2 separate regions of the Homo sapiens genome follow, and region 2 is linked to region 1. The links are chromatin loops, found by intact Hi-C in ENCODE. Cell type or tissue: heart right ventricle. All regions are shown on one strand.

The links. A loop is a pair of places that touch in the nucleus more often than their neighbours do. Peaks named below come from ENCODE experiments on the same cell type or tissue, not always from the same donor. Only the 100,000 strongest peaks of a DNase experiment are listed, where the experiment ranks them.
Region 2: it touches region 1 in a loop (12-fold over the local background); 3 of 110 quality-filtered maps call a loop at or near these places.

Annotation. Positions count from the first base shown.
Region 1 is chr3:54,356,620-54,361,619 of GRCh38, reverse strand. All of the region lies in intron 3 of CACNA2D3 (calcium voltage-gated channel auxiliary subunit alpha2delta 3), which reads right to left. Among named protein-coding and RNA genes, the nearest start is that of CACNA2D3, 240 kb to the right of the region's middle. In heart right ventricle, no CTCF peak of the experiment used is centred here; a DNase peak (open chromatin) is centred at 2,149; H3K27ac peaks cover 3,432 bases.
Region 2 is chr3:54,120,272-54,125,271 of GRCh38, reverse strand. It overlaps CACNA2D3 (calcium voltage-gated channel auxiliary subunit alpha2delta 3), which reads right to left and starts at 2,720. Exons shown (of 38, transcript NM_018398.3): 1 at 2,437-2,720; 2 at 1,678-1,759. The coding sequence starts at 2,558. It overlaps LOC124909381 (a long non-coding RNA gene), which reads left to right and starts at 1,830. Exons shown (of 2, transcript XR_007095914.1): 1 at 1,830-2,215. RefSeq lists a silencer at 3,914-3,963. In heart right ventricle, no CTCF peak of the experiment used is centred here; DNase peaks (open chromatin) are centred at 1,448, 2,961 and 3,317; H3K4me3 peaks cover 3,541 bases; H3K27ac peaks cover 2,326 bases; H3K27me3 peaks cover 1,915 bases.

The sequences.
Region 1 (5,000 bases):
TAAAGCTTTCTTTAGCTGCAATAGGTGCCTCACACTGTTTAAAAAATGAAGTTTTGCAAACATCATGGGATGTCGCTGATTGTAATGCAGGTATCTGCCCATCATGAAATCACAAAGTAAATGGTATTTTCTGATCCTCAAATGAAAAAACTAAAGTGGATATGCTCAAAAGCAAAACCTGAGAAGCTGAACTGGGCCTAAAATTCGTCATTCTTAGATACTTCCTTTGCAATGAGAATCAAAAACCAGACAGATCATGCTGGCAATGTTAGGGGACACAGCCCACCAGCCTAGCCTGCTTTGTTTGACCTGGGCATGATACCCAGAGCTCCTAGTCAGGTATGCAGTGTCTTCAACCCACTTGACAGGTTCCACACCAACCTGCCCACTCCATTTATGACCACCTATCTGGTATGCTGTGGAATTCTTTGCTTGGTACTTAACCTTCCATAAAAACAACAGTCAACTCATGATTATGGTAAACATTTTCACTGGCATGTTTCACAGCTAAGAAACATTACATTTTTATGTTTTGTGTGCAGCTATCTGAAAATATGGAATTTTTTAACACTTGCTACCAAAAATGCAGTGACAAATATTAACCATTCTTAAGGTCTTCTTCTTTTTTGAAATTTTTACTATATAGACTCTCAAACACTCTAACACCATTGAAACGCTACATTTTCGAATTTTTTAAAGCCATATGGATGAGACATAGAAAAACCAAATAAAACACATTCTGGGTGTTAGGCAGCCCAGGTCTTGATTGGACCATATAAATCTGTCTTCTGGGAGTGATGGGGTTGAATGGCCCCTCTCTACTTTTCAGGGCACATATTTTATCATCACAAGACTTTACATTATGAATGATATATAAATACATGTGCCCCAAGAAATATGTGTAGAAAGTTACTCTCCAAGGGACAGGGCAGACAGCATCTGCCAGTATCAACATGCCTAGAGGAAACTGAGCACAGAGGAGCCAAGAACTACAGCCAGATTCCTACTGGGTCGTGACACAGCCCAGGGTCAGACCAAAGGTAACGATTGATAGCTTAAGTGCCCAAAACTCAGGACAAGGTGGCCTCTCGATACCCCTGCAGCCTGAGTCCTGCCACAAGAGGGATAACAGAGCCTACCAGGAATGAAAACAGGTCTTCAGTTCTCTGCAATGTTCAGAGCTGAAAAGGCAGATTGACAATCCCAGTCTCTGTCACTTTTATTAAAAATTCAAGTCAGAATTGATTCCTAGAATTTAGTATTTGCAATTTTGTTTGCATATATAGTTTTTCATTCATCTGTTTGAAGAAACTGGAACTGAAAAACACAGATAATTCTCTTACTCTGGCCTGACCGAAATCAATCCACCAACTACCTGGAGCAGGGGTCAGCAAATATTTCTATAAAAAGCCAAATGGTAAATATTTTTGGCTTTGCTGGCCAACTCTGCAGTTTCAGTGCAAAGATGATACATAAAAGAAAAGGTATGGCTGCGTTCCAATAAACATTATTTACAAAAAAAGGTGGGGGGCCAACCACATTTGGCCCATGGGCCATAGTTTGCTAACTCCTGGCCTAGGATGCTGAAAACACACCCAGCATCCTCATGATTTGTTGTCATTGCCTTTTATTCTTATAATGGCATCCTGATACATGTCCTTCACCTAGTACATCCTCCACCTGCCAACAGAATCTCTAAAATAGAGGTCTGAGCATGACTCTCTTTGCCAAACCTTAGATGGCCCCATGAAGTGGAGAAGTGCCCCAAAAGCTACTTCAGGGAAATTCACTAGTCCAGAAAATCATGGATGATTTACATCAAACAAAAGGTATATATACTACCTTCAAATAACAAGTGCTTGGGAAGTGCCAGCTTCAGCTTCAACAAAGTTAAGCAGATTCCTTTACTGCAAGACATCTGAGAATTATACACTAATAGATGTCATGCAACTATAATGAAGGAGCAAGAATCACTTCTCAAATACGTTTGACCATGGAACCCTTGATTTCCACTGAGTGTCGCCTGGAACTTGTGTTCCAGAGGAAATATCTTGGAGAACTCCCATATGAGACATTGGTTTCTTGCGTGACATAAATTACCCTTTGTCATCCAGGCCTAAGCTATGTGGAGTTCCTAGCGTGAGCCTAGGACGCCTGCCAGCTCACTCACTTGAGCTGGGCATCACATTGTCAACATGCCAGGGACTTTATTCTATCTCTATGCCAAAACACACACTCTGACCTCTACCCATGCCTGACAAATTCATACTGCAGGGGCCAGTTCAACGTTTAAGCAGGCTCTCCCAAAAGTTTATCTCCCAGACCTTTGTTTTCAGAGAATATTTGAAATAATAACTCAATTATCTCATAGAGTTTAATTTATTCCTACTTGAAGGTGAGCAACATGATCCTAGGGGAAGTGTTACTTCCCACTTGAACTTGGGAGCTTGCCTAGACCTATTTTGAGGACAGACCCTGAAGCCATGTTCTATTTGTTTCTCTAAGCTAGTGCAATACATTCGTTTAATAAGAGGTCATTTCTCCCATAATGCATAGTTATGAAATACTAAATATACTACCTCATCTCTCCCCGTACCTTATATTATTTACTGGAGATCCAGTAAATAATACACATATCCTGCAACATAAAAGGGTGGTTGAGTGGAAGGACATGGGAAGTGTTTATGAGAGGAAGTAAAGGAAGGTGGGAGGAAAAAAAATTGTCCTAGAACACAGCCAACAAATATCAAATATAAACCATTAAAATTAATTATCCTATTTGCTTCCCGGACTTTTCCCTCTACCTTTTGACTTTTAGTAACTGAATACTGGCCTTCTAGCTTGCATCTGGTTGATATCCAATTTGCTGCGTTTTTGATTCATAGACAATTTCCCAAGCTAAGTACCATAATAGGAATTACAAAGCTCCAGGGCTGGAGAGAACAACATGACCATTTTTCAGAGAAGAAGCCACAGCCAGCAGGGAGATGCCTTGCCCAGGCAGCTCCCCCTAGGAGGTCTCTCATCCTGGGAGATTGCTCAAGGGCCTTGAGGCGCCCCTGTTCTCCCTCTGCAGGCCTCTGATTTTAAGCATCCTCAGGCATTATCATCCTAATTTTACAGATGATGAAACCTGGGCATGGAGACGTCGAGTGGCCTGCCAAAGTGACTCACTTGAATGCTGAATGTTAATGCCAAAATGTCACAACCGGACCTCCTTGCAGTCAGAGGGGAGGAGGTGTCCTTTCCTTAAACAAAATTGTATATTCTTCTTCACAAAGAAACAACTGGATGAATTCTGCATTAAGACATAAATAATACTTTTTAAATAAATCCAGTGGTTAAAACAAAACAGGCTGTTTCTAAAGCCCTTTACCTTTTCTTTAATTAATTTTATATTTTGGAGTGATTTTAAGTTTACAGAAAAATTGAGAAGAAAATAGAACTCCCCATATATCACCTTGTCTCATCCACCTCCACCTCACACACACAATTTCCCATATTCTTCACATCTTGCATTAATGTAGCACATATGTTACAACTGATGAGCCATCATTATTAATTAAAGCCCATAGTTTACATTAGGGCTAACTCTTGGTGTTGTACTTCCTGTGGGTTTTGACATGTGTCCAACATTACAGTATCATACAAAGCAGTTTCATTGCCCTAAAACTTTCCTGTGCTCTATTCTATTCGTCTCTGCTTCTCCCCTACCCCTGGACACCACTGATCTTTTTTCTGTCTCCACAGTTTTTCCTTCTCCAGAATGGCATATAGTTGGAATCATGCAGCATGTAGACTTTTCACATTGGCTTCTTTCACTTAGCAGGTTGCATTCGAATTTCCTCCAGGTCTTCTCATAGTTTGATAGGCCATTTCTTTTTATTACCGAATAACATTCCATTGTCTGCAGTACCATCGTTTGCCTATCCATTCACCTATTAAATAATATTTTGGTTGCTTCCAAGTTTTGGCAATTGTGAGTAAGTCTGCTATAAACATTTGCTTGCAGGTTTTGGACATACGTTTTCAACTCATTTGGGTAAATACAAAAGAGCTCAATTGCTGGATCATATGGTAAGAGTATGTGTAGTCCCATAAGAAACTGCCAAGTCATCTTCCAAAGTGGCTGTTACCGTTTTGCATTCCTGCCAGCAATGAACAAGAGTTCTTATTGCTTCACATCCTCACCAGCAATTGATGTCGAGCACTTTATATTTCAATAAAAGATGTGAATGTGATCACATCAATTTATGACAGCTTTTTGGGAATGTATTTGTTGTGTTCCAAGAGGCAAGATTTGATATTCAATATGCTCGAGTCCACATAATAATGACTTGTTTATTCTAAGTTTGTACAGAGCTAATTGCACCCGCTGACCATGCCTCATTCATTTAATAGATATGCATTAAGTCCCTCCCATGCTTTGGGCAACATGGTGCCATGGAAAACAGAGTGGCGAACAAGATGAATTCGCAGAGCTCACAGTGTGGCACAGACTAGGGTGTCAATAACCTTGATCACATCACACCAAGAGGAACCAAAGCTAAGGGAGGAGCCATGTGTGGTCACCTTTCACGGTGAGTCCCCAATCATGGCAGCCCACAAGGAGGGGGTCCTACATATGTCTCTTAAATGACAAAACAAAGGCCCTAAGTAAGCTTCATGCAACTGTATTTTTGCTAAGTACCAGGAAGAATTTTCCCTGCCAGAAAACCCAGGGAGAAAAGTGACATAGAAGCTAAAATGAGGAAGTGCTGGCAGAGAGTCTGAATCAAGAATGTTTATCATTCCTGAAAGTGTTTTTTAAAAAACACTGATGATGGAGGAATGCAAATTTTTAAAATTAATACCACTGTAACAGACTGTATAGACTCATATGGCCCATTTTCAATAAACTGCACTGACAAAAATTGTTCAGTATTTTTAGAGTGATATTCATCAACACTTAACGCTGAACGCTCCTTGTATTTTAAGGGCACCATCCCATCTACTTCCCA
Region 2 (5,000 bases), 240 kb after region 1:
TGTGTGTGTGTGTGTGTGTGTGTGTGTGTAACTTCAAAGAGAAAGAAAAAAACATATTTAATGTGTTCCTAGAAAATGTGGGATAAAAGATATGAAAGCACAACCAAAAAATATTAACAGGCTCTGAAGGGATTCTTTTAGAGTTGCTACAACTACAACGTGCAGATGAGAAATACTTCTTTAAAGTTATACAAAATGTTATCTTCTTTAAAAGCATAAGAAAAATATAAAGGCAATGCTACAGTCCAGAATTCATCACATCAAACATCTGACAAGTGGGCAAAATGCCAAAGCAGGAGACAGATTGGTCCAGATTAAAAGAATACTAGGGAAAGAGGCAATTCCTATGCAATTCCTTTAAGTGCCGAGGTGGGCCACAGGTATGTAAATTCTCATCTTCCACGAGGGCATTTCGTAGCCTCAACTGTTTACCAACTGCCTATAATTCAAGAACACCTTCCCAAACAACAGAGTTGAGCAAGCAATCTTTCAATGAATAAGGTTTCAATGAATAAGGCTATTGGCGATTTTTAAACCATAATAACTTTTGTCATTCCATGGTGGGCCAACGCTTTATTACGATATTTGGATTTCATGTGGCAAACTGTTTCATATACTGTCCCCAAAAATGCTACTCTCTGAAGGGGAATGCCATAAATAAAATACGTACTTGGTTACCAGGCAGCATGCATAACACATATGGTACATTGGCCCAAAAATCATATTTTAAAATGTTTAAAAGTTAACTTAACAATTTAAGCTGTTTGTACCCATTTTCAGAGAATTATTCCCTAAAGGCCAATTTTATTTTCTATCATCAAGAGAATACTTTGATTAATCCTGTTGATCTGCTAACTTGAAATTCTTTGAACCCCTCTAATCTCTCCTCCCAGACCCATTTTTTTTTCTTTATTTCCTGAAGGGGAGAACGAAGGACCATTTATCTCACAATGTAATTTTAAGCTTATGCTTAAAATGCTGCCTATTTGAATTAAAATTGATGCAGCTTGTGATAAGAACCTAATAATCAATTCTCCATTCTCATTACTCTCCAGAATTACATGGATGCAGACCCATTTCTTAAGTTTGTGGACTACTCTCATAGGTTATTACCCGGCAGTGCAGCTGAGTGGAAAGATAACCACATTCATTCTCCTTATCTGCAATGATGTAATGCATCCTAGCCCTGGGTCTAGATGATTGGGGAATAATGGGATTGTACAACTGCAGGGATGACAAACAATAGTGCAGCGTCTTTCTCTGATACACTGAACCCCACGCCTCCAACGCAAGGTGAAAGGCATCACAAAATAGGCACTGAGTCTGCCCCTTGGATGAAGTTAGCATTTTTTGGCCCGAGGAGCATCTGCTCTGGCACTGAAACAGCAATACCGACACGGAGACGAGAGCCATGCAAAAACACTCAGTTTCCGAGCCCCAGCCAGGACAGTGCGAGTGAGTATCCTGCTTTTCTTTGTGGTTAGAATCAAGTGTCATCTAAAAATAACCGGTTGGTAGGAAGAAGTCACTGCATAGTACAATGCCAAGAAACCCGGGGATCAGAGAGTCCTCCGATAACTGATGCTGCTCGGGGCTCACGTTTGTTTGGAAAACTAAATCTGCCTCCATTTTCTGTGCCGGAAAAATCATCGCTTCCTGCCACCACAGAAACCTTACCTTTTGCAGAAGCTGGGAACCGGAGTACTTAGCAGCAATGGATTTTATCTCCCCACCAAAAGCCGAGGCCCAGAGCTTCACCCTACAGGGAGAAGGGGCACAGGAAGATATGTAACACCCGTGTCACAGTCAACACGCACGCACACGCACACGCACACATGGGACTATGGCTGAAGGAGCAGTGCGATGTAACATGTTTTAAAAGAAGAAAAGATAGAAAAAGCGGCTTGGTAGAAACTGCCAGCACCAAAACTGCAAAGCGCAGCGCGGGAGGGGGCCCGAGGGGGGTCGCGGAGTTAAGAATGCGCAAAGTCTCCCAGGCTCTCTAAAAAGACCACTGAGTTTCATTCGAACCACTGCCCGAGGACTCGACCCCCCAAACTGGGCATCACCTGGCAAATAGCAGTCAGAAGAAATCCACCCATCCCCCCCCCAAAAAAAGAAGTGGGGCGGCAGTAGAGCAAAGAGGGGGGAAATTCAGCGGCCCATGGAAGTTGGATTCGGTAACCAGGCTCCAAAGTTGGTGCCGTCACTTGAGGTGAGCCTCTCCAGATCTCACTCGGCAACCTGCGGGCAGGGGCCAGAGCATCCCACCCCGGCCTCGCCGCCCGACGCGGGTCCCGAAAGGCAGGTGCGAGCGGCGAGGCCGACGCCCGCGGCGGGTCCTGCCCAGCCGCACCTGCAGGCGCCCAAACTTGGGCACAGTGGGTCGCAGGCGGCAAGGTCCCCTCCCCGGGCGGCGCAGGAGCCGGCACTTACACGGAGAGCGGTATCTGCTGCTCCGAGCGCACCACGTCCCCCAGCGCGGCGTAGAGAAGCGCGGCAGCGAGAAGCGCCGAGGCCCCCCGGGACGCGCGGCGCGGCGAGCCCGGCCCGGCCATGCTGGGCTCCCTCCGACGCGCCCGCTGCGGCGGCGACGAGAGCGGCCGCGGGGAGCTGCGCGGAGCGGGCGGTGGGCGAGCGCGCGGGGCTGCCTGCTCCGCTCCGCGCCGCCCCGCCTGCCTCTCGCGCGCCCGGCTCACTTGGGGAGCAGAAAAAGGAGCGGGTGGGGGGGGCGGGGAGGGCGGAGAGGAGAGGGAGGGAGGAGAGGTGGGGAGGGAGGGAGGAGAGGTGGGGAGGGAGGCGGGCGGGGGAGGAGGCAGCGAGACGCGCCTCTAGCAGCAGCAGCCGCCCGGCCCCGCCTCGGCGGCCCCGGGGAGTCCGGCGGGCCGCGGCGGGAGGGCGGCGGGGCAGGAGGCGCCGCGCGGGCGGGGACTCGGAAACTCCAGTGTCCTTGGCCGCGGCGGAGCGCGCCCTGCCCCACCCGGGCTACTGCGGCCGCTGAGTTCTTTACAACTCCGCAGTCCGCCACCGCGGGCGCGACTCTGGGGCTGGCCCCGGGCCGGGCGACCCTAGCCAGGGTGGGGGTTGGGGGCGCGGGAGGGAAGCCGAGGGCAGGGCGCGGCGCTCCGCACTTTGCGGGCGGCTGCTAGGAGAGGGCGTAGCATGCCCGCTCCGCCCCTGGGCCGGGCGGGGTCGGGGGCCGCGGAACCTAAAGGGGGCGCGCCCTCCGCCCCCGCCGCGCGATTCTCCTGCGGGGAGGGAGCTGGGGAAGAAGCAGAAATCTCAGAAAGGAGCACAGGCTCGCGGCGGCAGGCGGGATCGCACGCGGGGCGGATCGGGCTGGGGATGGGACTGGGTGGGAGCTCGGGGCTCTGGCTAGGGCAGCGCTGCGTGACCGCCCGCAGCTGCTCCTCCGGCCGCGGCGCCCGACAGGGGAAAGCACGGAGGGCGGTGCTGCCACCACGGCTTGGGCGCACCAGCGCGGGGCTCCCGGCATCCGGCCGCAGCGCAGCGGCCCCCTGCGCGCCCGACCCAGGCCCCGGGGCTCCCCAGCGGCCGCTGCCTTCGGAGTCCGCCCGGCTGCGGTGACTGGTGGGGACCGGGATGTCAGGGTTGAGCGAGGAAGCCAACGCGGCGCCGAGTCGATCCTGACCGGGGGACACCCTGGATTTCGGGATAAAAGATTTCTCCGAGCCTGGGGGATTGCCTGCTCCCCACTCCGGCGCCCACCGCACTGGGCAGGAGGCAGTGAGCGCCGGAGGAGGCGCCTTCTCGCCGCCCTCAGGGGCGAGGAGAAAGGAAGCCGGAGAAGCCCCTGCGCGTTCTGGGAACCAGGCTTCTCCCCGCCTCTCTCGCCGCTGCCCCCACCCCGGGACCCAGCTTGCAGAACCCCTCTCCCCCGTGCGAGGTATGGGGTGTGATTGGGAACTTTGTGGAGCCCTCGCGCAGGCTGGCGGTAAAGACCGACCGGAGTGAGGCTGAGTCATCCTTGCCCGGCCAAGCGCAACTCCGGTGACCCCAGCAAGGAGTGCGCTCCTAACGTCGCCGGGGCTCCCGGCGCACCAGACACCTGGGTTCATATTTGCATGCCTTTCTGCAACCAGGGCTTTGCTTTCTGCCCCGTCACCCGCCCTTGGCCTCAGCATCCTCAGGTTGCAGGGAAGTAAGGGCGGGCTCCAGCTTCCGCCAGGTGGTGTCCGGCTAGGAGCCAGGCCGGCTCTCCTTTCCAGTAGTCCCTGGAAAAAGTTACCCCTGCAGATGTTGGGCTTGATCTCAGAGTTGGCAGCGAGGGAGAAGGACTGCTACCGAGAGGCTCTTAGTGCTTTTCCCGAGTGCGGGCAGACCCGAGCTCCCCTGGGCTCTGGCAGGTCGCGCTCCCACCTTGGGGGGCAACGCAAGGAACAGGCCCCTCTCCAGGAGCGCCAGGTGCGCCCCGCCCGCGGGCAGTGTCTACAGCCTCTACGGATGACTAACCGGTTATAATGAATTCTCCGCTTCTGTGCATACCCTCCGCCTGAGGAAGCGTGCCAGCCCTTTCCAAACCGAGCCAAGCGCGGCCTGACCCCCGAGGCAAGGGGTCCCAGGAGTTGACCCTCAAATTGGGGGTTAGAAGAAAATGTGTTTTCCTATCAGAACGCGGGATCGTTCTTCCTAAATGAAAGCATAGTGAATGAACCAGTGAGTGAGTGCATGCTAGCTCTTAGTAAGACCATCCGTTTCCCACATGGTATCTATATGATGACGCCCTTCATGCCTTCACTCATTCATGTAGTCAATAACTGTCAATCAGCCTCTATTGATAGGTACAGTAGGACATGCTGGGAAGCCAGTAGTGAACAAAGCAGGCTCTCTGCCCTCACCGAGTTTATACACTACGAAGAGGACAGGCTTTACTGCAAAAACCATAATGGTAAATGCACAATTATACACTTTGACAAGGGAAAAACAATACTGTGTATGAAGAAAAAGTACCTGTGACACCCATACTATTGTTGTGCCTA